Regions from separate parts of the Homo sapiens genome. Here region 2 is linked to region 1. A link is a loop called in an ENCODE intact Hi-C map of the cell type or tissue named here. Cell type or tissue: GM12878. All regions are shown on one strand. Links, peaks and the distances in the headings refer to the core of each region. The heading gives the core; the rest is flanking DNA.

Region 1 (16,776 bases), core at 7,725-12,724:
TGTGACTGTTACAAAACAGTCACCAGATGAGTCTCCTTGGCTAGAAGAACTCGATTTTTTTAAAAATATGTCACCTCATTGATTTGAAGATTGCATTTTTATAATTTTGTTCTTGTAAGAAAGTAAAGCATGAAGTATGAAACCTAAGAGGTCAATTTGGAGTACACTTACATGATGAATCAACTTGACAGCCTCTGAAACAACTTTCAATGGCTTTAAAAATATGAATAATAGTTTGAGTTATAGCAATTTGGGTATTGAGAATGATGACATCATAAATTCTACCGCTTGATTTAAGGATTAGGTAGCTTGGGGGAATTTTGTTTTGCTGCAAAACACACTTATGTTTAACTGTTGTTGCTAATCTTGTCCCAACGTTTCTAGGCAGTAATGTCAGGAATACCAGTTTTTCTGTTGGCCAATTCTGGGCAGGTGGTAGGTGGGACGTTAAGTGGGGCTAAAAAATGGGGTGGCCGTATCTCTTGTCTCTACAAATTGTTCTTGGTCCTCGTTTACTACACTGTTCTATCTCAAATGTTAGTTTCTTTCATTTATGGAGTACCTCAAACGGGATTTGCCAAAGGATATACCTCACAAAACTGGTTATACAGCAAGAAGATAGATGCTACTCCAAAAATGATAGTAAGTTATCATTTAAACTTACTAATAAGTTTAATAAATTGTTTAAAATTATTTAAACAATAAAATAGGTGCTTTTCTCAGAGCTTTAACTTACTAATGTGCATTGTGGCTAACCAAAAGGGATAGATAATAGGTGGCATTTACCAAACTTATTTGTCCAACTATTTATTTCAATCTAGGGGAATTTTGTGGGAGTGACGTTCTGTGGTGCATACTTGGCCAAACACTTAAATTGCTCAATTTCAAATGAAAGCAGTCCTTAAAAATGATCTGCAATACCTACCATATGAACCTACTATAAAATAGAACTATAATAGAGATGGCAGCAGTATAGAAAAATAACAATTCAATGTGAACTGACACTATGAATAGTTTTGAAAAACGCTCAGACTAGCGTACAGAAATTCAAGGGAGAACAGGGGATAACTGCCTCCACCTGCCCTCCTGCAGGTTGCCTGGTCAGTTTTTGAGGGTGACGAGAGATTAAGAGATGCTCCCACATTGTGAAAATTGTGAGGAGCATGAAGGTCTTAGAAGTTTTATTCTCCTGTGACAAAGCAGCTTTGAGAATTGTGACTTGGCTTGGATGGGCAGTTCACCAGGGAAGAAATGTGGCCACAGAGGCATCCATCCCGTTTAGATGGCATGTTACCCTGCAGGAGAGCACAGACCTCTTCTCTCTGGGGCATGCTTAATGAGACTCCCTTTCCCTCTGGAACCAGATACATCCATTACCAATCAGAATTCTCATTGATGTGGTTTATCTTGGTATAGGAAACATGCCTATAAATTGTACTTCTTTATCATTTGTTGATTAAGCTGAATAACTTGAAAAGCCATGTAATTAAAATGCTTAATAGAACAATATAAACTATTTTACTCATTTATTTAAATATTTATAATTTTATTTATTTTTAAAGCCTCTTTTAACAATTACTGTATCAGCTATCTTCTAATCCTTGACCCCTTTCTTTCCACATTTTCTGTTCCTAGCCTTTCCCTGATTTTCCTGCTCCTGCTTCCAGCTCCTGACACATAGCATCAATTGATTTGTAACAATTGTATCTAATATCTTCACAGCAACAAGAATGCAGATAAATCTCCAACCAAAGAAAATGAATAGAACTTCATTCAAGTCAATGAATGAACTTGTAGATCATCTTTGCCCCAAATTTAAGAGTCTATCTATATAACCTGCCACTTCAAAACATCTAATGTTTTTAAAGCCAGAAGCATTTTGTGTATTCAACATTTCTCACCAAATATAAGAACTGCCACAGAAATGCCTAGCTTTTAAAATTCTGTGGCAGAATTAAACAATCTCAAGACTAAGCGGAAAATCAGAATACCGAAGCTAGAAGAAGAAAAGTGAACATAGATTAGTTTGTTTCTGCTGACAAGCCAGTTTGTAGTTCTCTCTTTAGGTCAGTGTTCCTACAAAGCTGGAGGCTTCCAGCGGTTACACTGGAATCTCCAGACTCAGTCGCTGAACTGTTGCAGATCTGAGCACCCCTGCCTTGTCTAAATCACCAGGGAAATCTCAGCTATCCTTCTCTTTGAACATCTGAGGCAGCTCATGGGTCGTCATGGTGAACAGCCAATAAGCTAAAGCCAATACCTCATCATTCCACGATAGAGGGCAATGAAGCCAGGTTGTGGGGATGATTGCCCAAGGTTGCAGAATCACAATTTGTTTTCAGGTCCCTGACATCTAGATTAATAGTTATGTTCAGGCTTCTTTGTGATGCCTCTCAAAACTCTGTAGAAGGTATTAATCCTGCTGTTTTTCAGAAGACAGTTCTTGCTATCTCTATTCAAAATACCTGACCAAATGATCTTAACGTGTTTCATGAAGAAATCGCCTCAAAATGTTTAGGATGTGGGTGATGAGAGGAAGCATAGAGAAGTTGTCTCTTGCCTCATAACAGAGGAGCTGGGAATAGTGCCCAAGCCTGAAAAGAAAGATCTCCAGTGCAGCAGGGCTTGCTAAGGCTTGCAAAGGTCTTAGGGAGATCAACGATGTTTCAAGAACAACAGTTATTTCCAAAGGCAACTTCCTTAAGAAGTACGGCTTCTTGACAACTCTTTCTGATAAAGCCATCTTAGATTTAGAGACTACCACGCAAGTTCCAGATGGTCTAGATTAAGCTTGAGATACCAGTTTCAGAAGAAGAAACTAGTCAAGAATAAAGAATTTTTCTGAAAGAAAAAAAAACTTTCTAGGTCAATTTAAAATGTTCATTATATGTTGGTAATTTTTAAATAATTTCTCTTTGATGCCATTCTGCTAACGTTTTTGGTGTCTAGAAAGAAGCACGATTTTATTAGATCCAATATGTGAGTAGCTTTGGCTGCCTTAACACCTAAAAGATTCTCATTATTATTATAATTATTATTTAGAGATGGCAACTCATTTTAATACGATTGCTTTCTACCATTCTGTGAAGAAACCTCTGGAGTCATGAACTTTTTGAGCAGAAGAAAGTGAGGTCTGATGAGCTCAGTGATTTATCCTCAGAATCAAAATTGAGTCCTTGACTGGGCTGGGATAAACCACAGGTTCTTACTCACATGAAGTATTTATACTTCTTAAAGATTTTAAATAAAATTTTTTGCTTCTCTCCACAATATTCATTAGTTCTGATCATATTATGGTCCCAATGTAGCTATTTTAAAGTGAAATTAAAATGCAGCCCAGCTTTGGAGGGTAAGAGTTATTGAAAGAGGTGTCTGGAGAGCCATTTAAAATTTTCAAGAAAAAAAAGAGAGTGTGTGTGTGTATGTGTGTGAGAGTGAGCTGTTCTTTTCCTTTTAAAAATTAAGAAATCAAATATAGAAATAGTCTAATTTACATTAATGATCTGCAATCCATGAGACAATTTTTAACCATTTTAAAGTGAAAGGCTAGTGATTATGTGGGTGAGTAGATGGCGATAATAACCATAAATCTTTGAAAAGATGTGCTAGGTAATAGTATATAAAAATGAGGTTGGCTGGGTTTCCGGCCTGTGTGAGAACTTTATTTTTCTTTTCTTTCTTTTTTTTTTTTGAAACGGAGTTTTGCTCTTGTTGCCCAGGCTGGAGAGTGCAATGGCACAGTCTCAGCTCACTGCTACCTCTGCCTCCAGGGTTCAAGTGATTCTCCTGCCTCAGCCTCCCCAGTAGCTGGGATTACAGTCACCTGCCATCAAGCCTGGCTAGTTTTTGTATTTTTAGTGGAGATGGGGTTTCACCATGTTGGCCAAGCTGGACTCGAACTCCCAACCGCAGGTGATCCACCCACCTTGGCCTCCCAAAGTGCTGGGATTACAGGCATGAGCCACCATAAGGAAAGCCTAAGCCATTATTCTGAGCCCTTGAGAGGTTGAAACTTACTATTTCTACTTGTCCTTATACTTGAAGGGTTAGCCTTTTCCTTTCTGGCATCTTCTCCACCCCTATGGACACTGTGTAGGATACAGTTAGGTCTACAAGTGAGCACTGGCTCTCCTTAACCCCCATCTCAGGGAGAGTAGGGCTAAGAGCAGTTCAGGAAGTGGGAATACTGGCTGTGCAAAATAAAATACCTGCAGAGTGGCAACTAGCCCAGGTGGACTCCATGGAATTCCCCACGGGTGTTGCTGGGAATCAGCATTCTTTCTCCTAACTTGTATCACGAAAGCATGTTGTGCGTCGACTGCTGAAATTCTGTTCTCTTTACTGCTAGGCCCAGTCCCTCTTAGAGAAATAAACATTATTGCTTCATAGGGGGGGTGGGTGTGGATAAGGGACTGAGGATGGAGGGTGAAGACATGAAAGATGGAGGTGGAAAGGCAGATTTGTCTGAACCTATCAATGAGATGAATGAACCTCAGCTCACATGCAGAGGGAAGATGAGAGTCCATGAGACGGTTCTACTAGGAAACAGAGGCAGTCATGACATGCGCAAATTGCCCAGATGTGCAGATTGAACCGGAGACTTGTTTGAAAATAGAGTCTACTTGCCCTGTTTCCCAGTTCTAGGCCCCACATCATCACTGGGAAAGAACACATCATGGAAATCCACATGTAAATCACAGTCAGAAACAAACTGTGCATTGATGTGGGTATGATTTTAAACATACTCAGTGATACTTTCAAATATGTCATGAACACAGTTTTAAAGAATTCCCCTTTACCACTTAAAACATGTAAGTGCAATGAAAAGTATGCTTGACTGCACTGCAATAAATAGTACGTTTCTTAATAATTTTAATAACTATACCCCCAAGTCTCTTAAGATAAACAGTTAATGGTAATTATTTGTAAATGTTATACTTTAAGGGAAGTCTATTGCATGAATTCGGTTTTATATGACAGGCCAATACTATGAAAAGGATTTCAAAATTTAACCTTATTTTGAGAGACAAAAATGGATTTTTAAAAAATGCCTGTGGAGAATTGGCTCTAGCAATGCCATTATGTGTTATACATGTTAGAGAAGGGGGCATGGCATGGACTCAGAGAGTTTTAGAGGAAATTAGAATGCTACAAATGATTCCCTTTCTTGAACCCTAAAAAATTCCACTTTGATTTAGCACTGGTGGAATTGTTAATAAAAACTTCTTTGCACATGGTGTATAAACAGCACAGCCCAGCCTGTATCAACTTTATGCTCCAATAAACAAGACAATAATGACAAATTATCAAAGCAGGCCTCAGATGTGACCCTCAATTGGGAGAGCAGCAATTTAATGAAGACAAAAGCTAGGTGAAAGCTGCTAATATCATTTACTGATAAACAGATTTTCTCGAGAGGCTCCTAGCTGAATCCCCCAAGGACCCATAAACCTGCATGATTCCATTTAAAATATTGTGCAATTCACTAAATTAGTCTTTGAACATCCTTACTATCCAATTACGAAGCCCCAGCATGGACAGAATAATGAAATTTTTCAAACTGTGGAATGCATGTGGTCTTAACAAACTTATGACAAACACCAAAATTAGCTTTCAATTTTGAGGCCAATGCAGCTCCCTTTAATACCTCAAGTCAGAGAGTGGCAACAATAAAACACTATTGCAGGGCTAAGCAGGACAGAAGAAAAATAAATCTTGACTTACTCAGAATTCTGAACACGGTCTACCTTCAGGAAAAAAAATCATACGAAATTGAATGATGTTTTGCATTTGCAAGCTATTTGGTCGCTTAAAATCTAGTAAAAGCTTTACTGAATAAAGGGTACAAAATACCTCCTGGACAGTTCTATCTTCCAGGCAGGCAGAAAAAGCCGAGAGTTTGAGGAAGTGAAATTTATTTCTGTTCGAGCATTGCAAGCTGCATTATTAAAGTCATTTGTCATGGTTTGAATATTTCTGCCTGATTCACCATTAAATTGGCCTTCTAATTACCAACTTTGTCATGAAAAGTGGTCTGGCTGTTTCATTCACCAGAAAACTTTAATTCTTTAATCGTCACTTGCCACATGAAAATAAAAGAAAAAGAAAAAAAAAAACAGAAAACAACAAACCATATATTTTATCCTAAAATCTTAAAAGAAATGATGTCAACAAAATTATGCTTAAATTATCACATAGCTACACATTTAAAAGATGGTGATAAGTATTTAGGAAGTTAGTTCTTTCATCTTTGTAAAGAAACTTTGTCAACATAAACCTATCATCTGGTTACGTAACTCAGTCTTGCTGTTTGACCGTATAACCTCGTGTGATGGTTTCAAAACCAACGCACACCAACTGTAAACATAGTGTGCCAGGTGAGTTATTTCTCCTTTTCACATTTTCTAGGTTCTTGGCTTTTTAAATGCTATATTTAACTCTATCAATAGGAAAATATCTGGAATCCATGGCTTCTCTCAGCGGCCTGGTGAGGTCATAAAGTTAACTGCTTGTTCCCACTGTAAGGTAGGCAGGGGTAGGGAAGTGTGGCAAGAATCACAGTATCTTTCCTTTTACATTAATTACTGTTGGTTGTGATCAAGTTACAACATGCACTAATATTTTAAACTATGCAGCATAGTTTCTTTCAATGTTGGGGGAAAGAAGATGAACCTATCAACATGACTCCAATAAAGGCTTAGTAATACAACCATATTTGGGAAATATTCATATAGCAAAACAGAGATTGGCAAAAAAAATGTAAAACACCAAATTATGAGAAATTGTAGATAGAGAAACTAAAGCATAGAGGGTTTTGTAAGTTTCCCAGAGGTCATGCAGGTAATAAGAGGCATAATCATAATTTGAATCACTGTCAACCAAATCTTCTGGAGTTCATGAATGGAACCATCTCCCTGGGTGTACGGGAAGCACTTAACACAGTGGCTGGGATGGGTGCATGCATCAGATCTCTGAATGAGCTAATTTTTATGTTTAGGCTGTCTTTAAAAAGAAGTATATGCTTTAGACATTTTCATTTCTAGGCTCCAAATAAAGAGATCAATATTTTAGCTACTGCAAAGGCAACTGGCAATAAACCCAAAGAACTTAAAAGTTACATCACTGGGATTGACATATTAGCATCTTATGATCACCTTTATAGATGCCATGTATTATGAGAGGAATCTTTGGATAAGCATTTTCTGCTGACCTATATGAGAAGCAAAAATGAGTAGAACATCTGAATAAAGTTTATGAATGTTGAAAACTTATTTTTACATATTTTTGTCTTATTTCATTACTAACTTTACTCGAAGGAAACTTGCATCTGCTAATGAGAAGTTTACTCCCAGCATGATTATCTCATAGCTACAAGATAATCATGTATATTTTCTAATTCATTTCCCAGAATTTATCTAAATTGAATCATTGGTTTCATCATGTTTTTTCACATTGAACCAAAATGAGGAAATTTGATTAAGAATCTTGAACATCATAAAATATGAGATTAGTATACACCGTTTAGAAATAAAGAGGACACTTTTGAGAATAAAAGGAGTGTTACTTACAATTATGTCCAAACACTAGAGCTAAACCAAGACTGTTCAAATAAACTGGGACATCTTTTCACTCTAACATTAGAGTATGTATATTCTGTAACTCTCTCTTGAATTATTTCCTACTTTTTCTGAATTATGTAACCTGCAGTGGGTCCCTAAAAAAAAAAAAAGGTAATGGTAGGTAACATTTTTGGAGTCCTAATATGTTTAAATATATATTTATTCTACTCTCAGACCCCACTGAGAATGCTAAATAATACAAAATTTAGGGTTTATGGTCATTTTGCCTTAGAATTTTGAAAGCAATTTTTCCTCTTCTTCTAGTCTCCAATATTGCTTTTGGGAAATTCAATGCCATTCTAATTCTTTATTCTCTATATGCGATCTATTGTTTTGTCCTAGGTTTTTTTCTTATCCCTTTTTTTTCTTTCCTTTCTTTCTTTCTTGAAGTATTTAAGATATTGTGTTTATCCTCAGTGTTCTGAAAATTCATGATAATGTGCCTTGGTAATGCATTGGTTTGGTCTCTCTTTTTTATTAATTGGGCTGGGTACTTGCAATATTCTTATAACCAGGAGACAAATGTCTTGTCTTTCAGTTCTGAATGTTTTTCCTGTTATTTCTTAGGTACTTTCATTTGCTCTATTTCTCTTAATCTCTCTAGACCTTCTATTAATAAAATATGGTGTCTTCTCATTTGACTAATTTTTAAAATTTGTACACTTTCCATTTCTTTGTGTTTTTTTGATATACTTTGAGGACTTTTTCTTACCTTTATCAACCTTTCTGTCAAATTGTCATTTTGCCTTTCTTATTCTTAATTTATAATAGCTCTTTGTGATTCTCTGATAGTTTCTTTTCACAGCACCCCGTTCTTGTTTTATGAACACAATACCTGTTGTTAACTCTCCAAAGATATTTTTAATTCTTCTGTTCTCTGTGTTGTCTTTCTGCTCTGAATTCTTTTCTTGTATTATTGTTTTATAATATTTTCATAATGGAGGCTTTAACCCAATGCCCAGTGATCCCTCGTTGCTTGTTAAGGTTTATGAATGAGGCATTAAAAGCAGATTGGAGGCTCCAAATTTGTGGATGGGACTTGTGCACCTAAGGGCTTGACTGTGGGCTCAACAGGAAGCAACATGACCCTTTCACTGGAAGATCTCTAAAAGTCAGACCAGTTCCACTACAGAAGACTCCTTCAGCTTCCTGCTGGTTGGTGGGGGTATTCTACGAGCCTGCTTTCTCTTAAAGGAATTATTCTGTTATCAGCTCCACACCCCAATCCTGACCGCCTTTGTTTCTATTCTACCTGAATCTGGGAACACTCTGCCCAGTTTCTCCCAGAAAATAAAACTCCAATCTCCTTGGGAGATTCTATGACCATACGTACAATTTTAGCCCAAGCATGTCTTTTTGGCTTTGTACCCATCAGATACCTGATGTTTCCAGTGCAGAATCTCTCAGGGGTTTATTGGGCAATCTAGCTCATCTGTGTTGCTGCCCGCCCTGTGCCAGCAGGTATGTTCTACTTCTACTCTGCTCTACCCTACTCTACTTCCACTCTGGTAAGTCTGTTACCCCGTGGGTTAAATCCATTACCCTCCATCTACTTCCTATCTTTAAAAAATATGATAAAATCTCTCTTCACATTTTTATAATTTCAATATCAGTGGGTAATATGCTCTAAAAATCAGGTCTTGCTCTGATTACTAAATTCAGTGGATGAACAATGCAATGGGTTGGATATCTGCTGATGGCCAAATTTCAGCCATTGTTTCAAGACAACTGAAAACACGGAGTTCAGGCAAAAATTCAGATCTGAGATCTGAAACCAAATACTTTTAACTTCACAAGATCCTTGCTGACGTATCAAAGCAGGCAGCTCCGGCAAACAGGATGTTGCGTATCTTGAATCAGAAAAGAAATTGGAAAAGAGGTGGTGAGTTTGCAGAGAAAAAAAACTAAGTAAAATACAGACCTGCAGTGTTAGCAATTGACATTTAAAAAAAAAAACTTAAATGATGAGCTTGTAGTTTTAATATCACTGCTCTATCCAACCCTCTGAATCTTTTTATCATACCTAAAGAATTGTTCATTTATCTTTCAGGAATACATTAGAGTAGGAGACTTTTCCCATAGGCAAAACCATTATACATATTTGCAAATGTCTTACATAATGATGCAAATACTATGCACAGAGATGTTTTGATGAAAGGTAGAAACAATGCAGCAATTTTCATTTCATTTCATTAGCTATCATAGCTCCAAGTAAAGAGAGTTTTCTTTGTTGTTTATGCTTTTTCAAATGTTAAAAACGCGGATATTTAGAATTCATGGCACTGCCTGTAAAGAGAAAATCAAGTTATCTGATGGAAAATATTTGTTTCTGATCTGATGGAAAATAGATGTTTCATCTCATACTCATATTTGTGGTTACTATTTCTAGTAACTTTATTTAAAATATCTGCTTATTCAGAAATTATAGCTAGGTTTTTATTGGATTTCAAAACTATTTCCAATATATTGTAGAGAGAAAAATATGTATATGTCAGCTGCAGATACAAAATAAAGAGTTGTCTTCTTATTTCTCTTATTTTGGTCAACTCAGGTTTAAACTTTTATTTTTGCAGCAGAAGCTTAAATACAATTACTTACATTGGACCTTAGCTGTCAATGTGAAAAAATAAACAAAAGTCCCAGCCATTTAGTGCCTGCTTTGCATCTACATAAGAATTCCCCTTTCAATACACCCCTGCTCCTGGCAGCTTATTATGGCCATTGTTTAATTTGTGCTCTGTTTTTACAGATGACACTTGTACAGGTCCCTTGGGGCAGCTGATAGAAGTCAGGCTCATCTCTTTCCCTTGTGTCAATTCTTTTGTGAACCTTTATAATTAGCCACTTAACAAATTGAGGGAAATGAACCTTCAGCTGCAAAGTATATTCTGAAGTTAAGTCAACCATATGACAGGCAAAACCGATACACGAAAATCTCCTTAACTCAATTGTTGAGTTGCCTCAAGGGTTAAGAGGGATTCTACCAGTAATAGCCTAAAAGAGAGGCATTAGGAGCAATGTTTTTGATGGTTCTCTACCTAAATGCCTCTTAGCCTTCTCAAGAAACAGCACATATTAGAAAAAGGGACGTATTTAAAAGCATTTTGGCTACTTCTTTTTTAAATCTTTTGTTTGGCAGGAGAAAAATGTCAAAAGCCTGATTTTTGAAAGAAACAAGATCTCTAGGCTTCAACCTTACAGGTTAAATGCAAATAAATAAAGTTTACATCTTCTGGGCTGAAGTATTTGCGTACTGAAAATGATATAATGTAGATTAAGATATTAATGAATTTGTTTTCAGAATCTGTAATAGGGACCCTAAGAGCAGGGTGCTATCATTACAAACTCTTCCCTTTTTATTACTAATTAGACTTCTAAATGTGAGTGTAAATGTACCTCAGAGAGTATGTATTAAAAAGTTGCATATGCATAAGAGATCATTTCAAATTCATTTTCCAACAAAAACTTCAACTTTGATATTTTCTCATGTTCCCATTTATATCACATTAACGTAATCTTTTGTATTTAATTTATAAATTCCGTTGTGATCATTCAATCAAGGTATTTACTTTGGGGAACTATCTGATATCTTAATCCCCAGTTCAACAACCAACAGTCAAGTATTATCTATTTAATGTATCCAATTATTTATCAGTGATTCTTTTTCAAGTTATACGTGTATTTTCTCAAAAGTGTATAATAAAATATATCTGGTTTAGTGGCATACCCAAATCAAAAATATATATGGTACCTTTTATGCAGAGCTGGGGAGATATAAGTGAGGGTTTAGAGTATTAGAAGATCAAAAATTTTAATATGCTGTGTAACATTAAGATACTAGAATTCTTTGTATCTTGAGAATAATAAAACAGAGCACAATAATATTTTTGTATTGGTCAGTGAGATTAAGAAAAAAAGACAAAGTTTCACTTCACATAAGCTCAGAGTGTTACTGTAAACAAAACCTTTATTTTTATTATGATATAGATCTCAAATATCTTAATTATAGCTTATAGCAACCTGTCATTTGTTTTGTAGACTATCAAATTGTCTGTAGTCTATTGAAGTTATGTTTGATATTGCTCAATGAAGGCTGCATCTATAGTAGGACTGTTAATTTATGCATGTCTATCTTTTTAATAGATGATATGATGAGAAGAACCCCTTATTATATAATCGACAGTATGTCAGGCACTGTTCTAGGCACTTTACACGTATTAATTCATGCATTCCTCATTGAAACCCTATTGAGGGTATGTGATACGGTTTAGCTGTGTCTCCATCCACATCTCATCTTGAATTCCCATGTGTTGTGGGAGGGACCAGTGGGAAGTAATTGAATCATGGGGCAAGTCTTTCTCATGCTGTTCTTGTGATAGTGAATAAGTCTCACAAGATCTGATGGTTTTAAAAGGAGGAGTTCTCCTGTGCAAGCTCTCTCTCTTTGCCTGCTGCCATCTATGTAAGACACGACTGGCTCTTCCTTGCCTTCCAGAATGATTGTGAGGCTTCCCCAGCCACGTGGAACTTTAAGTCCAATTAAACCTCTTCCTCTTGTAGATTGCCCAGTATGTCTTCATCAGCAGCGTGAAAACAGACTAATACAGTGAATTGGTACTGAGAGTGGGGCATTGCTGAAAAGATACCCGAGAACGTGGAAGCAACTTTGGAACTGGATAATAGGCAGAGGTTGGAACAGTTTGGAGGGCTCAGAAGAAGACAGAAAAATGTTGGAAAGTTTGGAACTTACTAGAGACTTGTTGAATGGCTTTGACAAAAATGCTGATAGTGATATGAACAGTAAGGTCCCAGCTGAGGTCGTCCCAGATGGAGATGAGGAACTTGTTGGGAACTGGAGCAAAGGTGACTCTTGTTACATTTTAGCAAAGAGACTGGTGGCATTTTGCCCCTGCCCTAGAGATTTGTGGAACTTTGAACTTGGGAGAGATGATTTAGGGTGTCTGGTGACAGAAATTTCTAAGTAGCAAAGTATTCAAGAGGTGACTTGGATGCTGTTAAAAGTATTCAGTTTTATAAGGGAAACAGAGCATAAAAGTTTGGAAAATTTGAAGCCTGAAAATGCGATAGAAAAGAAAATCCCTTTTTCTGAGAAGCAATTCAAACTGGCAGCAGATATTTACTTAAGTAACGAGGAGTCAAATGTTGATCCCCAAGACAACAGGGAAAATGTCTCTAGGGCATGTCAGAGGTCTTCATGTTAGCCCCTCCCTTCACAGGCCCAAGGCCTAGGAGGAAAAAGTGGTTTCATCGGCTGCATCCAGGTTCCCCATGCTGTGTGCAGCCTAGGGACTTGGTGCCCTGCGTCCCAGCTGCTCCAACTGTGGCTGAAAGGGGCCACTTCAAGTCCAATTAAACCTCTTCTTTTGTAAGTTGCTCAGTCTTGGGTATGTCTTTATTAGCAATGTGAAAATGGACTGATACAGTATGAGATAGGTACTCTTATCATTCCCACTTTACAGATGAGGAAACTGAGACTAGGGAGGACAAGGTCACATGAGCAGAAAGTGGCAGCACTGGAATGTGAACCTGAGAGCCTGGCCCCAGAGTCTGTGCTCTCGACCACTGGGCTATGGTAATTCATTTCCCTGATGTATTAATAGCTCTGCTGATCAAACTGTGTTTAGTATCACATAATTAGCTCCAGAAACCCCTATAGCAGTTCTCCTTGGTTAGAAACATTTTAACCTATCAGAAGCCTTCCTTCCCAAATAGTTGATAAGAATAGATAGCTATTATCCAAGGGTGAAGTCAGCTAGTAGTAATGTGACCATATAATTTATTGTGTCAGCGGGGCACTTTTAAGAAGAAAGTAAGGTGCTGTTAATAATTACACACCTGGGCAACTGACAAAAACTGGGACTGTCCTGATCAAATCTGGGCATATAATCAGCCTAGTAGCATACCTCAAAGTCAGAAGCTCAGCTTTCTTATAATGCAGACAGAAGGACAGGTGGCAATCCTGCCAATTCTCCTGATGGCCTTACAAAATAAGTGCAAATACTATATGAAGATAGAGTCACCTCACTGACCTTCTACTTTGTACATCACAATTCTATTTTAAATTTAGCTTGAGAGTCCTAGGTAGGCCTACCTCTTAGAAATTGTCAAAATGAGCCAGCACTCTGGCCACCCTTAAAAGAAGTCTTAGTCTCTCAGTTTACCAGTGGGAAAACATTTAACAATCTTTGCAGGGTGAGGGGCTCAGGAGGGGGTAGTTATTTGGTCAGTGAATGTCCCCTGCTATCTCCTTGTTAGTATCATCTACCACTCACTGGTCATAGCCTTGGATGATTATCTTAGTCCATTAACTATCATCATAGTCACTAGGTGATAAGGGATACTAAGTACCATTCCCCTCAACTCACTGGAGCTGCTGATGGCTTCGCAGAAAGCAGGATACCTAGTACTTGTTTAACCCTGATTGCTGATTATGCATGCATAAATGAATGAATAAACATGGGGAAAAGACTATTGCCTCCTTGACATTATTAGTAGCAGTAACACACTGAGCTGCTAACAGGATTATAGGTGGTGCTTTCATAGCCTTTCATGTTTAAGGAAATAGGTTATAAAATATTTGAACTGAAAGTCAAGTTGCCCATATAAAATAGAAAATCTACAATATTTATGCCTATGTGGCCTATGTGGCCTATTAGAATAAATTAATTTTGGTGGTAAGGCTGCTAAGACACCTATAATTTGATGATAATATTCCTTATGTTCAAAATGTTGTTCCAACTTTGATGGCTTGAAGAAGGAAAAGTCCAATTCCACAAACAGTGAGCGTGCCTAAAATGTTTCCACCTCTGGACTTTTGTTGGTTCCTCCCTGCTTAGAATGTCTTTGCTGACTTTCCTTGGGACTCAGGTTCAAGTTTAACTTCTTTTGTGGTTGTTTCCTCCATTACCACAATCCATGATAAATTCTCATCCACTGGAATCCTGTAACATATTTTGTCTGTTCCACAGTAAAAGACACAATATGTGCTGCTTGAATTGGTAGGCACATATTTATTTGTATAATAAGTTCTATAATGAGGTTTTCACAGAACAGGTTATGTGTGTGTGTGTGTTCCTGCTTACTGATAGATATTGAGAAGTGTTGCAGGATTAATTATTGCTTTCATTGTAACAAATCATCAGATAGCAATGGTGAGGGAGAAAAATTTTAGCTTACACCTACCTCTAACTATTAGAAGCTTTGTGTATCTACCTAGAAGAACTTAGTAATTGCAAATGCCTAAATGGGCTCAGATAAGTAACAAGACTATTACTAAAAGACACAGGGACTTAGTGTTATAATTTTTATTAATAATGCTATGTGATTGCTCGGTTTATATGTGAGTGCTAGATTTATATAGTTTATTTCTATTAATGGCTGACAGAACATATGCATAAATTATATATATTTACAGCATTTATTATATAAATAAATGCAATCTTTTATAGTAATTCAAGGCAGCATATGTGTTGTTAATCAGAACGACGTGGATAATAGGAAATATAGGAGTGCAGATAAGTGATAGATTACTATGAAGTTTAAAGTTCTTTTCTGCTACTAAAGCAACCTCTAAGGATATAAGAATACCCACTTAATATGAGGGTGAATAATTAATATGAGCTAATAATTTTATACTAATTATAGTGCTAAATATAGCCCTCGGGCTCTAAAAGGATTAAAGGATCTCTATGTGAGTCCAATATACACCAGTACTCAAGTGAAATAATCTGTTTGTTTGTTTGGTTTTTTTTCCCCTTGGCTCTCCAGTTATGCTAGGTAAGAAAGAATAAAAGGATAAACTGAGGCACAAGGATGTGTGTTACTTTCAAAAGGGAAACAGAGAGAGGGTTCCTGATTCCCAGGGCAGTGGTGTTTTTTTTTTTTTTTTTTTTTTTGAGGATGTTGCATAATGCATTTAAATATTTTAATGGGCAAAGTTCACAGAGGACATTGGCAGGAGGATGTACCCCCATGTTTCCCCCTTGGGCCCCTCGATGCTAACTGTCCCTAAGGGGTGATAGTTGAATTTAAAATAGTATAATGATATTGTGTGTTATTAGTTTTTCTTGTAACAACTCCACAATACTTTTCACATACAGATACTCAATAAATATTTTCTGGTGCTGCTTATGAAGAATTAATATTCAAAAGAAAAGTGATTTGGTGAGGCATGAATGAAAACCATGCTCTTCTTCTCTAATAACTTCTTTTCTGAATGGTGCTGCAGGGGACAGTGAGAAATTTTTCAGCCTAGGCACAGAGACAGTCTCTTTTGTGTTGGTAAATACACAATATAGTGTACAGGTGTGCTGTTCCAACAAATTAATACAAATGAATAATACATCCAAGGTATTACATTGTCCATGGTAAACCAGGAGGCAAGAACATGTATCTTTTACAAATATTATGCCCATATAGAAATTCTAGAAATTCTTTCGCTAATTTTACATATCATTCTTCACAGTGACAAGTTGAGATTTTAAGCATATTGTTCTTAACTATGTGATCATGATGAATAGAAACAAATTACACATATTACTCTATGTAGCAGGCAGTATTGACCTATTCTAAAATGCATTATTGGACCAATTTTAAAACAGAAGAATCAAAGTAATTGGTGGTGGTGGGATTGTTCTCCCATCAATATTTACGTGTATTTTGAATTCTCTATATGCAGTTAAGCAAACCTAACTGAAGTCACATACACATGATTGTTGATGCAACAAAAATAGAAAAAATATTCTGAAGGAAAAATTTTAAAGCTACATCTCTTTACTATTTTATTCAAATAAAAATTAAAAGTCCTTGCTGACATTAGTATAAAATAATTTTTTATCTTTGAAAATAATTTGTAAAGTAGGCTATTTCTCACCTTGAGAAAATTTTAGAAAAATTTCCAAAGTGAGTTTTGAATAAGAATAACAAATATGTAAGACCAATTTTAGACAGCCAGAACTTTAAGAATGTAAAAGAAGAATGTAAGAATGCAAAATTTAAGGATGTAGAATTTTGAATGATAATTTTGTTAATCTCTACAAGAATCACTACTTTAATTCCAGCTTTTATATAAAATATGCTAAATAAATACATATTTATTGTTTCTACTGCTTTTTCATTTAGCATATCCTGACATATT
Region 2 (16,776 bases), core at 4,536-9,535, 200 kb before region 1:
GCCAACAGTGATTATTCTCACATCTGTGATTCTCTTGTGAGAAGCTGATCTCTCTAACATGTGTAAACACAGGAATTTATTTACCTCCTGCCCTTTGGAAGGCTTCAGCATCGTGTCAGATAGATTAAGAAAATATTTAAACTGCCTCGGATTCCATAAATCAATTGTCAGGTTCATTTGTGGTTAAGGCAGCCACCTTGTTACACGCAGGTTGTCCCTCAGGAGTTTCCAATAAATGAACATCTGGATAGAAGTAGGAAGAGTGATGAGGTCTTCTGGGTTTAAGAGAGGAGAAGCTCCGGAAACCATTATTGTTTTTCCCGGAAAGAAGTAAGACCACTTGTGGGGTTGGGCCTAGGGGAGAAGCCTCAGCCATAAATAAATATGGCTCTTCTCACCAATTCTTCAGGGTGAGAAGTTGTAGTGAGACAGCAGACGTGTTATTCCGCTGAATTCCAGAGTGAAAGTGTAGGGCTGCTCCATATCCCAGAAACAGTGAACGTAGGCCATGGTGGGCGTGGACATCTCCCAGAAGCAGTGGACATAGGCCATGTGGGCGTGGACATCTCCCAGAAGCAGTGGATGTAGACCATGGTGTGTGTGGACATTTCCAAGAAGCAGTGGACAGGCCATGGTGGGCGTGGACATTTCCCAGATGCAGTGGATGTAGGCCATGGTGGGCATGGACATTTTTTAAGGGTCTTGGTTCTCTCAGAGGTGGAGGAGCAGGAGGCAGGCCTGTGGGCTGGAGAATGCTGTGTGGGGAACAACGACCTCTCTTTCTGTAACTGTCAAGCTGAGCTGACTTACTAAACTCACAGTATTCATGAGGGTCATTGGCTTTCTCATGGGAAATAGTGCAGGGTCAAACTGAGATGGCAGATCTCATTAGGAATGGAAAAGCAGACAGGTCAGAAATATGCCAAAAATGTATGGAGGATTCTGGACTCACATAGAAGTGAAATCAGGGGAGCCAGCTTGACAACTCTTTGAGGGACAGGGTAGCCCCAAATGATGCCTGGTTTATAATAGATGCAATTTTAGTAAGATTTCTAAAGGTTACTTCTTGTAGTTTTCAGTAGCCAACATGGCATCTTAGCACTCCAGACCCTTTTGGATACTATAAGTGCCAATAATGATCTTTCTGGATTCTACGTTTAACCTGATGGAAGAGACATGATATGCAATTAAAGAAAGTAGTCTCAGAAACATGTTTTTCCTACTCTTAGAGCAAGGTAGTCCACCAGAAATCTAATGCATGGTTATGTTGCCTTATTTATGTGTAATACATTTTACATTTATGGAATGGCAATGGGTTTTGAGATTTATGACTAAAAGAAACAAAGTGAAAAGCACCACCACCACCACCACCAATGATAGCAATACTGTTATTGAAGACTTTTTGTCCTTTGCTTTACTCGGAGTACTCTTGATAAGGTTCTACTTGAGAACATTATTTAAAGATTTAGTGCCCAGAAATACATTGCAACCTCAAAGAAAATTGATGTTTCCTCTATGAGATAATTTAAATGAAATGACAGAATGAAATGAAAGTGAAATGACAGAAATGTTTCCTTTCTGTCCTTGTTCAATGGATGCTGAGAGCCAAATTTGTTAATTATTTGTAATAATGTTATCATCTTCACAGTTAGCTTAACTTGTTGGCTGGCTGCCTATAATTTTGAATTTCTATTTTCCATTTTATTAAGCTTGTCTAAATAACCTTTGTTGTAAACTGTCACAAATCCCAATTATTATTATAATCCATTCCTTTGGGGATAGAAATAAATTTGGTAAATTAAATTACTAATAACTTTATTAATGATTTGTGGATTAATATATCATACATGCTCATCATAATAGCTTAATTTTTATCCACTTGATATCAAAAGTAAGTTAATTATTCTGGTACTCAGTTTTGAACTCATGTGCTTCCTAATTTTGATTATAGAACTAAAATCAATGATGTGAATAGAAAACATGGAAAACACTTACATTGTTTGCCCATATGCATGATGTTTTATATTCCTTATTTCCCACTTTTTAATTTCTTTCAGATGGTTTCTATGTAAACTGAGACATTACATTTTCTATTTATCCCTTTCCTCTTTTTTTCTTGTCCAAAATAGATGCATTTGGTCTGTTACACTTAGTTCAAGAGTAATTATTTTTCAGTTCAAGGTGACAATTTAATCTATTTTATTATAAATGAATCAAATTTTCCAGGCAGTATATTTATTTGGGGACTTACTATGCTCCATCGACTGCCAGTATAAGATTCAATAGTTAATTTATTCCTTTTGAGGAATTGCATGTCCACAGCCTCTGGGGTTTGCACTGAAACACTCCTTTAGGAAGGGGTAACACGGGGCAACTTTTAAAGATAAGACAGATTTGCAGAGCCGGAATTTCATTGTAACATCAATTAGATTGAATTGTATTATATAAGCAAAGGTTATTTGCAGAGCTCCCAGTGACAAGAACAGCATTATTCTGAAATTCTCTGTTGGTTTGTGCAGCAGACTTCCCATGGGAATTCGGGGCTCATGTTCCTATTCCCTTCAGGGAATGCGCAAGGGTATGAGACTGGATTTAGTGTAGGACTACCTGAATGAGAGGTAGACATTTTCTTGAAAAGGATGGTAAAATCTGGAATACTTTCAAAAAAACTGATGGAAAGGTAATTTTCCCTGTTAAAGACTCCTAAACAGACAAACAAATGAAGTTGCAAGAGACTATGAGTTTACCATCCAAACAGAATGCTTCAAAACATCCCCTAAAATGTATATAACTGCTTAGCCATGGAAATTCTTATTGCATAGTTTTTTTCTCTGTATCTGTCATTGGCAGAGTAAGGATGTATTGGATGGAATAAATGTAATTGAATGTATTTCCAAGGCCCATCAGACTTTCAAGCATGTATAGCCATTACTTAAATGCATTCTAATAATCTAAAAGTAATAAAGGTCACAGACTCCACTCATATGAACAAACATCACCTTTCTTTGCTCCACATGGATCTGTGTCTCCCTTTGCTGGCACAGGACTCTTTCCACTAAATGGCCTAATTGTAGCTCAGGTATCTCCAGTATTTCTTGGGCACATAGAGAAAAGAACTCATTAATTGTACTAACTAGTGTATTAATTAGGGCTAATTACAGTGGCCTTTTCTAGCTTGCCTACTATTGCAAATAGAAATTCAGTATGGGGACCTCAAATGTAAACTTAGGGTTCAATGACCCTGAATTAAATACAAAGTCATGTTAATTTCACCAATATAAAATGTAAATTCAGTGTATACCAAACTGTACCCTGTCATGAAGGCTTCACAAAGCAGAGAAAGGAGACAATGGATCCTGTTTTGTTTCTCATTTGGCCCTTGCTGGGTTTACTTTCATCCTGCTGATCCTGTAGGCAGCTGTGGGAGAGAGAAGGGCTTAGGACCTGGAGGAGGATACCTGGGTTTGAGCCCAGCTCTGAAATTCGTTATTCACGTGACCTTGGGAATATCACTCAAACTTTCTGAGTCTCAGTTTCTTGACCTGTAACCTGGAGACTCAATCATTTTCACCATTGGAAGGCTGGGAAGATTAGATATGTACAAGTTTTCATAAACTAAAATGTGTACTAGCCATATAAGGAATTTTAATACTTATTACATAATGACATTAATTTATATCTTATAAGATATTCTGATAAAATTTGGGAGAGCAACCCACCAGATTTATTTCTTTCAAAGGTGTCCTGGATGCCTATGGTGGTAAATAAGTAATGATGATAATAAATAAATCCAGGAATTAAGTATTTATGTATAATACTTTACAACTTCATTTGGTGAAGCATTTTTCATGCCAACTGTATCCCCAAACAGATTACATTCAATGAAGACTTACAGTGATAAGCAATAAATACTAGCAGTGAGAGACAGACATTGAGATAAACAGGCAGCAAAAAGTGCTTTTCAGCTAAATTCTGAAAAGAAATGAAGAATTTAGGGTTGCAGAGACCCAGGAGAGATGTCACAACAGGCAGACACTTTTGGAGATAAAGTTCTCACACTCAATTTTCTTAGTGAAAGGCCTGAGGCACGAAGTACCAAAGTGTTGAACTTCTGCCTGGGTCATCTCACAGGCGGCGGGTCTTTACTGTGGGAAGAAAGAAACAATATTAAGTCTGAGAGAGGTGAATTTCAACTTCATGGGGATTATGAAGCAGGAAAATCTTTTGTAAATGGCTTTGCTTTGATCTATATGGACCAGAAGAGAACTACGTATTGGTATTTTATTGTCCATAAGCTACCCAAAAAGTGTACCTGCAGTGTTCATCACTAAAAATCAGCTGGAAATTTGATTTGCAGTCTAGAGTAAGGATTTTCAAGTTAGTTCAGGATACACTGATTTCTGATTCTTCCATGGGTTTGCCTTTGGCTCAGTCAGTTTTGACGCAATAGATGGGAGTGATTTCCTTAAATGTTAATTTGACTTTTTAGTAGCCATGTGCATAACAGAAGCACTCTGAGTAACACTATGTGTTGTGTGTGTGTTTGTATTAGTCAGTTCTCATGCTGCTAATAGAGACATATCCGAGACTAGGCAATTTATAAAGGAAAGAGGTTTAATTGACTCACAGTTCCACATGGCTGGGGAGGCCTCACAATCATGACAGAAGGCAAATGAGGAGCAATGCCACGTCTTACATGGTGGCAAGCAATAGAGCTTGTGCAGGGAATTTTCCTTTATAAAGCCATCAGATCTTGTGAGACTTATTCACTGTCATGAAAGCAGCATGAGGGTAACCACCCCCATGATTCAATTACCTCCCACAAGGTCCCTCCCATGGCACAAGGGGATTATGGGAACTACAATTCAAGATGAGATTTGCGTGGGGACACAGCCAATCCATATCAGTGTTTGAAAGACAAAGTGGTGGCATACACAGCAGCCTCTCGAGGAGGGTACTAAAATGAGTTTCTATTTCTATATCACACTGACTGAGATTGGGGAAGATAAGAGTAGGGTAAGGTGAGCAAGCTCAAAGACTGAGGAAATGTTGCTTGGTATGAGAAATTTTACTCAGATAACCTCAGGAGTGTATAAAGAAGAGTTATTGTATTCTACTCACAAAGTGTTTTTGTTGATGATGGCCTGATTGGAAGATGAATTACCACCCGCCAATGAAAGGCAACCTTACAAAACCATTTGAAACCCAACTATCTCATGTTATATTGGGTTGTGGATAGTACAGTTCAACTCCAACAGGATACCTTTGGCTATGTGGGTGCATGTTGACAGCTTTAAGGAGGGCCACTAAAGTGTCTTTCATAGTGCTAAAAGCACCTCAAAATGAGTAATTTATTTTGGAAAAGCATATTAGGAGAGAAAAAATGTTTCATCTAGAAGCACTGATATGAGGAAGAGACTAAATAAATGAATGAAGAAGTTAGTGCAGAGTAGAGACAAGCATGAATTGGTTTCACAGCTGCTTCTGATATGGCCAATAAAAAAGATAAAGAAGAAAAAGAATCAAGCAGCCAGGGAAAGGTCAGCTCCTTAAGGGCAGGCCTCCTGCCTAGCAGTACACAGTTATCCCCAGTGCCTAGAATATGGTAGGCACATGGTAATCTCACATTTTGCAGTAAAAATAAATACATATGTACAGGAGCTAAAAGTATATATTAAGAAGGAAGTTGCTTGACATTAGATAGAGTCTTGATTATTTTAGCTCCATGATAGGGGTTGTCTTTGACAAAATTTCCTCTTTTTTACAGTTGTCATCTAGGTAGCTATCTCTATTGGTGGTGTTCTTTAATAGGTGTGGGAGAGAAGCCTCAAGGGACAGAGTGATCTGAAGTTGTTACATTAAATAGGTTTCCCAGGCAAAGCAAGAAATGGCCTGGAGTCTGCTCCTGGTTACAACTTTAATCATTACATACAAGCTGGCTGTGAAAATCCATCTGAATGATGAACAAAATACTTTAATCTGGACTTCATCATGTTACTTTTGCTACTTTGGAGTTCTGAATTCATCATAAGAATGTGAAAGATTTACCTGCAATGGCAGTTCCCTCGAATTCCAGTAAATCCATGAAAGAATGTGTTGCTTCATGGAATGGATGAGAGAGGGAAAACATTCTCTCAGGGAATCAGAAATAGGAGAGATTTGGGTGGCTGGGGGTGGAAGGGCAGTTCAGGTTCCAGAAAACAGAGCTATTGGAATTTGGATGAGGGTTTTAAAACATGATAAGGCCTATCAGGAGTCATAGGTTGATAGCAATCAATGAGTAAAATGACTCCTTGTGTTTGGAAAAGAAAATCAAGCAGACTTGTGGAAGTCTGTGGTCTTGGATGCAAAAGGAAGCTAAAGCTACAATAGTCATTAAGTCAATGGAAGTGAGAAGGAACTTTTAGAAAATTTGATTAAGACAGATAAGGGACTGGATTCCAGGAATTAGGTTAAGAGAATGACAGTACCCCTCAGAATATAAGGTTTGTCTAATTATTCTGATATAAGGATTATTAGTTATAAAGACTATTCTCATCATGTAGGTGGAGGACCTGGTGCCCCAATACTACAGGCACAACAGCGTGGAGATGGTTCCTCTCTGCAGAGCCCTGCATTCAGCCGCATGCCTAGGACAGTGGAAAGTGCAGGGATGTTCTTTTGCCTGTTTACCTGTGACAAGATCATCAAGTTTCTCAGCTCAGAGGGGACACTTAGAGTGGGGGAATGGGTAAGACTTTTCTGCTATAAGTGAGGAAAAGGAAGAAATGAGGAAAATGACAGAACAATCTATTCCAGGGTCAACTCTAGTATATATTATAGGAGAATTGTATTTCTTGCAAATAAAAGCAGAGACCTTCTGATGTTTGTCTTTTACTTTAAGATAAGAGAAACTCAATTGACTCTTCCTACTCTAGATCTTAAATACACACAAGGAAGGTGTCCTGAGCGAGGCACTCATGAGAAGTTAGCTAAAGTCATTTTCAGATTTAATGATTGCAGGTGTCATAATGAGTGTGACATCTCTCTAGTTCTTTAAATAGCACTGCGGATGTTCTGTGGTTAGACTGGCTGCCCCAAATTACCCAGAAGTGAAACTGCTTTTTTGGTGATGCCTATGTCTGATCCATAACCTCCATCTTTTCTGTATCTTTTTTTTTCTCTTAAGATAACACAGCACATTTGAGGATGCTTAAAGTATTTGAGTGGTGCTACTGGCTATAATTAAGTTCTTTCAGCCTTTCCATTACAAATTCTTCTTTCCGAGGTTTAATATCTCAGAGACTTCTAATCCCACTGGGCCAAACTTAGTATAGAAGCTGTCAGCAGAAATGCAAATTTTTTTGCCCACCCCTAAATATTTCTAATCAAACAATTTTTTTCCCCTCATTACAGCAAAGGTATAAGGAAATAGGTTTCAGGCACTTTTGAAAAGCAAGAAAAAAAGTAATCTAAGCACAAAATCTGAGAAAAATGCATAAGAATGCAAAACCTGTCTAGTTTCGGGGTAGGTGGGCAAATATTGAAGACATACAGCATCAGAGAATTTTTGCCTTGTGTTTTTTAGCTAAATTCAAGATGTAACCATGAAATAAACTGACAGCATATTGTTTGTTGGTTTGAAATTTTGATTTTTTGTTTTAAGGAGAAGTCCGTGTTACTTCTGTGAAAATTTAAGATGAGCAAATAATTCCAATATACCCACATAACTTGGGCTATGGTTGAAATTTTTTTTTTATCTTTTCCTTTGTGTCTTGAAGATAATTGAATGAAAATCATTTGTAGCATTATTGGTTTATTTAAAAAGGTTTAAAAATTAAACATTTTATTTTTATTTTTTGTTGTGGTAAATAATGCATAACATGAAATTTAGCACCTTAGTCATTTCTAAGTGTACAGTTTAGTACTGTTAACTATATTCATGTTGTTGTATAGCCAATCTCCAGAACTTTTCATCTTGCAAAACTGGCACTCTGTACTTATTCTGTTTCGATGAAGTTGAGTACACATAGAAACCTCATATAAGTGAAGTCGAGCAGTATTTGTCTTTTCATGATGGGCTAATTTCAATTGGCAGGATGTCCTCAAGGTTCATTTGTGTTGTAGCATGTGTCAGAACTTCCTTCCTTTTCAAGGCTGAATATTATTAACATTTGACTTTTTGGATGCTTATTCCATATTGCCTTTTTTTATTATTAATCAAAAGATTCTATTTCTTAAGTAGAAGTTCTTGTTATGTCCTCAAATTATTTCATAATTATTAAAATCCTTCTTTTGGGGTTTTAACTTATTAGTTTAAGGGTACAGGTCTTTGAACTTGGCTTTACTGCTTAAGAGAATGAACATCTTTTTGCAGCCAGTTTTCTAGATAGTGAAAGATGGACCTTCTAAGGTCCTTGGCAGTGGTTGTTTGCCCCTAGGTCAGAGCAGTCCTAATCGTGTCTTGTCCTTGTCCCTGTTAGCACTGCTATTGCACAGCCATTCCCCATGCTGTCTCTTTGGGGGAATTTTGCTCTCCCATATCACATTTCTGACTATTCTAATCTCTTCGACACTTCTAAATGTGGGTGTCATGTTCTCATCTACCCCTAAAGCCATTTCTATTGCGTTCTGTAACCTTTCTTCTCAGTTCATCTTCTTTCTTCTGCCTCCTAGAGCCTCTCTAATATTTCTTGTTTTTTCGAGAAAAGATTAATACTTTCAAAATAGGTGAGCCTTTTTATTCTCTTTCTCATTGAACTCCTACCATCTGGTACAATTCCATCCAACTCTCCCCCCAATTTATGGAATACTTCTGGCTATCAGACTGATATGCAAAGACAATCGGACACTCCTTGCATTCTTGAGGGGATCAGAAACTAGTGGGCAGATGAATATGCAGACAATCCCAAGGCACTGTAATAGAAAAAGGGGAGAGAAGAGCCTTGTGATTTCTGTGAGGAGCACAGGTGAGGAAGAACTGCCCTATGTAGGAAAATGAGGTCAGATCTTATCAATAAGACAACATTTAAAAAATCAGTCTTAAAGAATGACTACCAGTTAGCTGGAAAAAAATACTATGTTTTTGGCCTAGTCTCTCTCCAATTATTTTATTTAGTAAAAATATTCTCTGAAATGCACAGACCCCAAATTCCATCCCACCACAAAGACACACTGGGTACAATCCGTAACTTCTCTCAGGTGCATTTGTTATTTGCCATTACCTTGATGCCACTATATTTTCTATAAGGACATTGTATTTTGAGGTCTTCTGAGTCTAAAATGTTAAAGAATCCTGAGGGATCTGAAAAGCTGAATTCTGATGAGCTAACATGTTAGAAATTGTTATTAGTCATTTACATCTAGATACAAATAAACCAAATGAAAGCAAGCTTTGATGGGGCAGGAAAGACAGCAAGAGGGTATGAGGAGCTTGGGAAAGGGATGGTTAGAGATTCACTGGTGGAAAAGTAGTGGTAAAGTGGAAGAATAGGAAGCTTGAACAAGTGATCTGATTCTCTCTAGAAAGAAGGATACACCCTGAGTATTTTATTTTAACAGTGAAAGTTTGAGGGCTTTCCATGGTGGTCTCTAATGAGTGGCTACTCTCTTTCCCACGTGGGTTCCAAGCAAGTTGAGAAATAGAGCCAAGAGTAAATATGGAATAAAAAATGTCCCTATTGCCACTAATAGAATTCAGATTGGATGACAGAGCTTAGAGTCTATTACTCTAGTGAGCTTGTTGATTTTGAACCTAGAACTGGACAGACTTGCTCCTCACTCCCACATTTTGGTGTCACTTGACTGGCATAGGCCAGATAAGTTCCCAAATTCTTCTCCAAATTTAGCAAGCACACATGCCACTCCTCTTCCCCCAGACTGCAGTGAGGAAGGGGGCAGGGAGAGGCTGGAGTGACACTAACATGTTTGTTTCATAGGAAGAAAACATAAGAAATAAAGAAGAGCAGAGCATTCCCTTCCAACAAGTTCCTCCACTTAATTTCTTCTTTTTCTAAAATGGAATTCAGTATCAGCATAGATGGCATTGCCTTTCAGTTCTTTTATCTTTAACTTTGTTTTGCCCTGTGTTTTCGGCTTTGAACTTCCTCATAAGTGTGACAAGCCTAACTCTATCCCTCTTTGATTGCAGAAGTCTCATCTTTAGTTGTTGTTGTTGTTTTTCTTATGGTGGGACCTATTTCTTGAAGCACTATACAGAAGAGGATAGGAACAAGAAGTGCTAGAGTTGTTGGTGCTATTGCCAACTTCTGCTTTGGCACCATTGAGCTCTCTGCTGTTCAGAGGTTGATTCTGTCAGGTATAATGCAGATATGCTCACATCTTAGCACAGTGAATGCGAAAGCAATGGCTTGTTTACTTGGTTTCTGCATTGCAGTGTGGCTGGAGTGTGTTGAATTATTATTGCATTTGTTTTAGGGAGTCACCTCCCTTGTTGTTCACTTCCCTCTACATAACATTTCCTCTGCGAGGTTTACTGGCACTGCAGGAACTGAAAAAATGAAGTAAATGGCTCTCTAGAGAAATCTTTCTAGGAGGTGTGAACCACCTGGAGTCTGTAAATGCTTGAAATTTGGTTCTCAACAGGAAAGAAAATCAATGTAAGATAGAAATATAATGAAAAAAACACTTTTTTCCAGTAGGTAAATTTGGATTGGTGACAATTAGGTGTTCTGATCATCAGATTTCATAATCTGGATTGATTTGTAGAGAAATTTAAAAACCATCAGTTGTTACAATGCTATGAATACGTAAGAATACCAGGAGAGGGTATTCTAATCTACATGAAAGCCAATGCCATCGATGCTAATTTGTTTTCTGTTTTGCTCATGACACAACAAAGCGGCTGAATATAGTTTTTTGCTGTTGTTGTCACTCATCTTTCAAAGGAAAGAATACTGATAGTTTCAACATCATACTTTTAAAAAGTAACTTCTGCATAGATGGTACATATTGATTAAGCACACAGAGCAGTGCCTGGCAGACAGTGAGCACTGCATGAGGACTTTGTTAAATAAGTAAAATGTTAGAGTAAATTAAACCACCTTTGCCAAAATTCACAAATGACTTAGCATTGATCATTTACAAACCAGGTGATCTTCCCTGTGTTTCATATTTTAAAGCAGCAGGGTCTCTTCTGCTACTCTCCAATAATATCAATTAATACCCTCACAAATAGCCTTCTAAAGTTATCCAAACTTAGAAACCAATGTAAATGTAAGGAAATTATAGAGAAGACTAATGAGAATTTATATATTGATTAACAAAGGATTATGGTAAGTTAACTAAAGGCAAAGTGATTTAATTAATTTGTTTTTATTTATTATTATTTTTTTGAAGACAGGGTCTGTCTCTGTTGCCAAGGCTGGAGTGCAGTGGCAATATCTCAGCTCACTGCAACCTCCACCTCCTGGGTTCAAGCCATCCTCCCACCTCAGCCTCCTAAGTAGCTAGGACCACAGATGCACACCATCATACCCAGCTATTTTTAAAAAATCTTTTGTAGAGGTGGGGTTTCACCATGTTGTCCAGGCTAGTCTTCAACTTCTAAGCTCAAGAGATCTGCCCACCTCGGCCTCCCAAAGTGCTGGGATTACAGGCATGAGTCACTGTGTCTGGCTGTAATTTAATTTATAAACAAAAAATGTCACTGTTAATTCTAGAAAGAGTCAGTTATAACATTACTTACATTTGTCAAATTCAAGAATGGAAGAGAACAATGTATGTTGCTGTCCTGTGATAGATTTCTCTGTGGAAATCAGTCCCACCACTTTGGGTCCATGGGCTATATGAAACAAATGAACCAAAGGCCTTAGAACCTTGAGGTTTGGCTAATTTGCCCATATTTATACAATGTATAGAGGTTGTTTCTACTCTGTGTAAGGTTCTATACTAGTAATCTTATAAACAAAGACCAATATAAGGAGAGAGGAGATGGTTTGTAGTCTACTGTGTTTTGTGAAAGTTTGGGATGTAGTTCATTTGGACAATGCTTAGAATTTCATTTTGAAACATTTTCAGTTATAGCATGTTTAATTGGTTCTTTAAAATCTCTTCTTAAAGGATCCTGAAACTTAAAGAGGGGGAATGCTTATATTTTGTATAAACAAAAGTGGTGGCTCTATGATAATAGGAATCATTTGAAGATGTGTTGTTTAGAAGGTGATAAATAAAAAAGTTGTGATGAGAGAAAACATGGAAGAAGGAAAAAGCATAAAAGGTAAGTTTGGCAGTGTCCTGCCTACCAAGGAGAAATTCGACTTGGTAAGAGCATATTTTGACTTTGGGAGGCCAAGGTGGATGGGTTGCTTGACCCTAGGAGGTCGAGACCAGCCTGGGCAACATGGCGAAAACAAAAAACAAACAAACAAACAAAAACAAACAATTAACAAAACCAAAAATTAGCTGGGCATGGTGGCATATGCCTGTAGTCCCAGCTACTTGGAAGGCTGAAGTTGGAGGATCGTCTGAGCCCAGGAGGCGTAGATTGCAGTGAGCTGAGATTGTAACCAGCCGGGGCAACAGAGCAAGATATTGTCTCACCCTCCTCTGCCCCACTAAAAACATTTTTGAGGCTCAAATGGAGTTTGGGAATACCTGGGGTGTAGATTGTAAATACTTAGAGCTCTTAATCAAAATCGTCTGTAAAGTCCTTTTTTTGTGTGCTTGACCAAAACAGTCTTTGACTTTGGGACCCAAGATAGGGCATATCCTAGTGCTAGGCAAATTTGAAGTTGGTTTTCAGACCCTTAAGCTTATAGAATTTAGATTACCCAAATTTATCCCTTCCCCCTCCATGACATGTAAAGTTCCTGGCAGCCCTCTGCTTCACACTAATGTTCATCTCAAAGAAAGGATGGAAAAGCAGCTACAACGTTTTGAGTGTCTTCTCTGTGCCTTGCACTTCCACATACTAATTTTTGCATCAGCCCTTTCAGGAGTATTTTATTATTTCCAGTTTGTCTGTGAAGAAACAGAAAGTCAGTGAAATGAAATGCATTACTCATCATCATACAGCTAGTGACAGTGATGCTAGCAGTCAACACATGTCCTTGACTCCAGACACCTGCTCTCTCTGCTGTTCTAAGTACTCCCCATGAAATTCACTTACTTTATATTTTGCCTGGTGCTCTGTCATGCTGCTGAGAGTTATGAGTCCTGACTTCTGTTCCATGGTGCATCTCTTTCTGCTGGTTTTTCTGATAATCAAAATCATGCTATGGTATTTAATGGCTATCACTGTCTTTTAGCAAAGGCATAGGTCTTAACCCTGAAGAGAACTAATGGCAGAAATGTAAGGCTTGTCGTCACTCTTTACATTGCCTGTACAATGCCTGTGGGTGGGAGAACTTAGGATGTATTTTCTTTTAAGAGTCTGAGGATAGAGCACTGCAGAACACTGTGTGTATAGCGCACTCTCATAATTGTATTGTGTGGATGAATGAATGAGTTGATGGGCAGCATTCAACCTCAACAGAAAGGCAGTTTAAGTGGATTTCCACTTGTGACAGCCTCCTTTTTACTCTTCATGAATAGCAATGTTATCTGTACAAATATAGGTTTTGAGCCAAATAGAACATGGAATCTAAGAAATCATATATAGTGAGTGTGGTTGGAGCTTTTATAAACTCTGAGCGATTTACAGAGTCATGTTTTCTGACTGCAGATAACTTCTTTTGTCCCTTGGAGTGTATTTTGGTATTTGAATTAAGATAGTAGTGGAAGGCGGTTGCTGAATTCAAGCTGTGTTAAACTGCCTGGCTACCCTGCTTTATTATTTGTGATGAGGGGTAAGGCTGGGTGATAGCAAAATAAAATATTGATGAAAATGTACTGAAAATGTGTTAAAGCAACATATTTTGAAATGTATGTAGATCTCTTTGAAGTGAAATAATGGTTTTAAGTGAATTAATAAAGATGTTAGCTCATCTCTTTAGTGATAAAATTGTGGTGACATGTAAATTCTTAACCTCACCCAAGAGCGTAGATTCACTACAGGGTTTATTTATTAATTTTCCAAATTTCAGAATAATTTAATAGTAACAACGTAGGAAATACATGCTACAAGGACTGAATTTTTTTCTTGTTAATCTCTTTAATATTGGCATGACCTAATAAAGATGCATGTGGCTATTACGAGATTTACACAATGCTAAATATTTTTAGATTGATTTCAACAAGGAAGACTGAAGACTATTCCTTCAGAAGTCTCAGGAAAACTGTTTTAGCATATTTTGATAAAAACTTATATGCACATAATAAACAACCTCAAGTGTAATATTATTTGAACAGTTAATCTGGTTGCCTTTTAACCTTCATAAAATGTTAGACCTAGATTTCAAATGTAATAAAGGAAGTGAAGTGTGTGTTTGTGTGAGGTAGTTTTAATATAACGCAGATCTTAGTTTTTCCTCAGAATAACCAACTCCATTTATTTTCTTGGAAGACAAAATGGAGAAAAATATGATAGAAACAAATGGATATGTATGAATATCTTTAAAAGAACATTTATACATGAGGCCACCAATCTGTCCATTTGGCAAGGATCCATTTTAGAAGAAACTGTACTTTGATAATAGCTTATACCCATTATTTTATGTTGATGGAACATAGACAGAGACATGGAATAAGAAGGAAAGCTAGATGGAGCTGGCTTTCCATAAGTCACAAGCTTTTTCTTTAATAGAAAAGCAAACTCCAATGTTTCAGATTCTGTTCTAAAGAGAAAAATAGAACACTGAAGTGTTCTTGCTGGTGGACTAGTAATGACAGTAAAAGATGAGTCCCATTAAAAACAAAACCAGAATAAATTGTCACTTAATTGAACACAACAATGCAAAGATTGCCAAGGGGCTTGCTTTCCCACAAGAAGTATTTTGTTAAAAGCATCCAAGATCACAATTGAACCCTAAATTTACATCAACTCTAAATCTTTATCATGTAATTGCCTTACTACTAGGTAACTAGATTAAGATGGTGACATATTTTAAATGGAATATCTAGGGATATATACAGCATACTCAATTTCCTTTATTAAAGGAATTTATTTCTGGCTGCTTTCTATTTCATTATAGCAGCTATAAATTCCTTCTTATAACACATTAATGAAAATTTTTTTTGAGGTTGTTAGACCCCAGACTACCATATTTAGATTTAGAGAGCAAAGGCCTAACATTATTTTGCTAAAGACCAAAATAGCTGGTAAAACTCTTTGCCTTCTCCTCTTTTCCCCTCAGATTTCAATTATGTTGAGTCTCAGGTTCTAAGGATTTCTGTAGGTCTAATAACTTAGCACAAATGGCAGCATTTCCATTATTTTCTGCTGAGATCTCACGGCACTGGACATCATCCTGTGCTTCTAGAAGAGGGTCTCAAACACTCTAGAACTTTCTAGGGGAAACCCCCAAAGGCATCCTCTTTTTGAGAGAAGAAAAACAATGTATTACCCTGGACATTTATTCACATAATTTTAACCCATTTTTCAGGGACAGCAGCAAAGAAATACAGAACCACTGGACTCTTAATCTAGGTGCCCAGTTTATCATAATGATTTTTTCACAAATAGCCTTCTTGTGTTGGGTTTTGGATACTCTCTCTCAGCTGTTATCAAAGCATGGTCTGAATTGCTGGGGGTTCACTGAGATCTTCTCTGAAGTCCCGTAGTCAAAATTATTGACATAACCATAGTAAGACATTATTTGTCTTTTGCACTGTGTTGATGTTTGCACTGACTGTGCAAAAGCCATGCTGGGACAAAGTGGTGGTGTTGCAACACCAAGAAAGGCAGTGGTGCCTGCTCTGGCGGTGGTCATTGTGTTTTTCACTGTCAGTCACTCACAGGATGTCTTTGATGAAGCAGTAGAAATTACAAATATTACTAAGTATCCGTTCTAAGTATACCTCTTTAGTATTCTACTGTTGAAGTGGGAAGTATTCAAAAAACACTGCTGGCATAACAAAGTACCATGGACATTTCAGGGAAAAGAACTGGTGGGATGGTTTGCCTTGTGAGCTGAATTAGCTCCCTTTCCATGAATTTCCATTTGTACTTGAAAGGATAACTAACAGATACACCAGAGTTACTCAGACTTGGATATTTAGCAGATATTTCTTAAAAGTAAACAAAATGAACATGTCCCTTTAAGGAAAACAACTGACAATTTTTGTTTGCAATGATAAAATTCAGGCTTTCAAGCAAAACTTAGAATTTTGGAAAACTTGTATATGCCACCATAAACTAGACAGCTCCTTAACACTTAAAGACTTTTCAGATAAAATTGGTAGCGACATTAGCAAATGTAATTTTTTGATACATTACATATTTGTGTAATGGAACACATGCGTTATAATGCATTAGTTACACAAACATGCAGGAGTAAAAGATCCATTTGAAATGTAAGACCAATCCATATATTTCACTGTAACAGAGTAGTGATCAAAGTTGTAAAGTTCATTGGTATGATTTCAGTTTCCACATTACAACTAGCTTTTAAGAAACTACCTCTGCTGGGTGTGGTGGCTCGCCTATAATCCCAGCACTTTGGGAGGCTGAGGTGGTCGGATCATGAGGTCAAGAGATCGGGACCATCCTGGCCCTAACATGGTGAAACCCTGTCTCTACTAAAAATCCAAAAATTAGCTGGGCATGGTGGTATGTGCCTGTAGTCCCAGCTACTTGGGAGGCTGAGGCAGGAGAATCACTTGAACCCGAGAGGCGGAGGTTGCAGTGAGCCGAGATCGTGCCACTGCACTCCAGCCTGGCGACAGAGTGAGACTCAG

The links. A loop is a pair of places that touch in the nucleus more often than their neighbours do. Peaks named below come from ENCODE experiments on the same cell type or tissue, not always from the same donor. Only the 100,000 strongest peaks of a DNase experiment are listed, where the experiment ranks them.
Region 2: a loop joins it to region 1, with 2.6 times the contacts of the local background. A loop is called at or near these places in 1 of 110 quality-filtered maps.

What each region holds. Positions count from the first base shown.
Region 1 is chr13:78,987,645-79,004,420 of GRCh38, reverse strand. No RefSeq gene overlaps it. Among named protein-coding and RNA genes, the nearest start is that of LINC00331, 160 kb to the right of the region's middle. In GM12878, for the core only: no CTCF peak of the experiment used is centred there; a DNase peak (open chromatin) is centred at 10,410.
Region 2 is chr13:79,184,767-79,201,542 of GRCh38, reverse strand. No RefSeq gene overlaps it. Among named protein-coding and RNA genes, the nearest start is that of RBM26, 210 kb to the left of the region's middle. RefSeq lists enhancers at 3,001-3,632, 6,506-6,625, 6,886-7,105, 7,216-7,305 and a silencer at 10,491-10,600. In GM12878, for the core only: no CTCF peak of the experiment used is centred there; a DNase peak (open chromatin) is centred at 7,042; H3K4me3 peaks cover 504 bases; H3K27ac peaks cover 2,903 bases.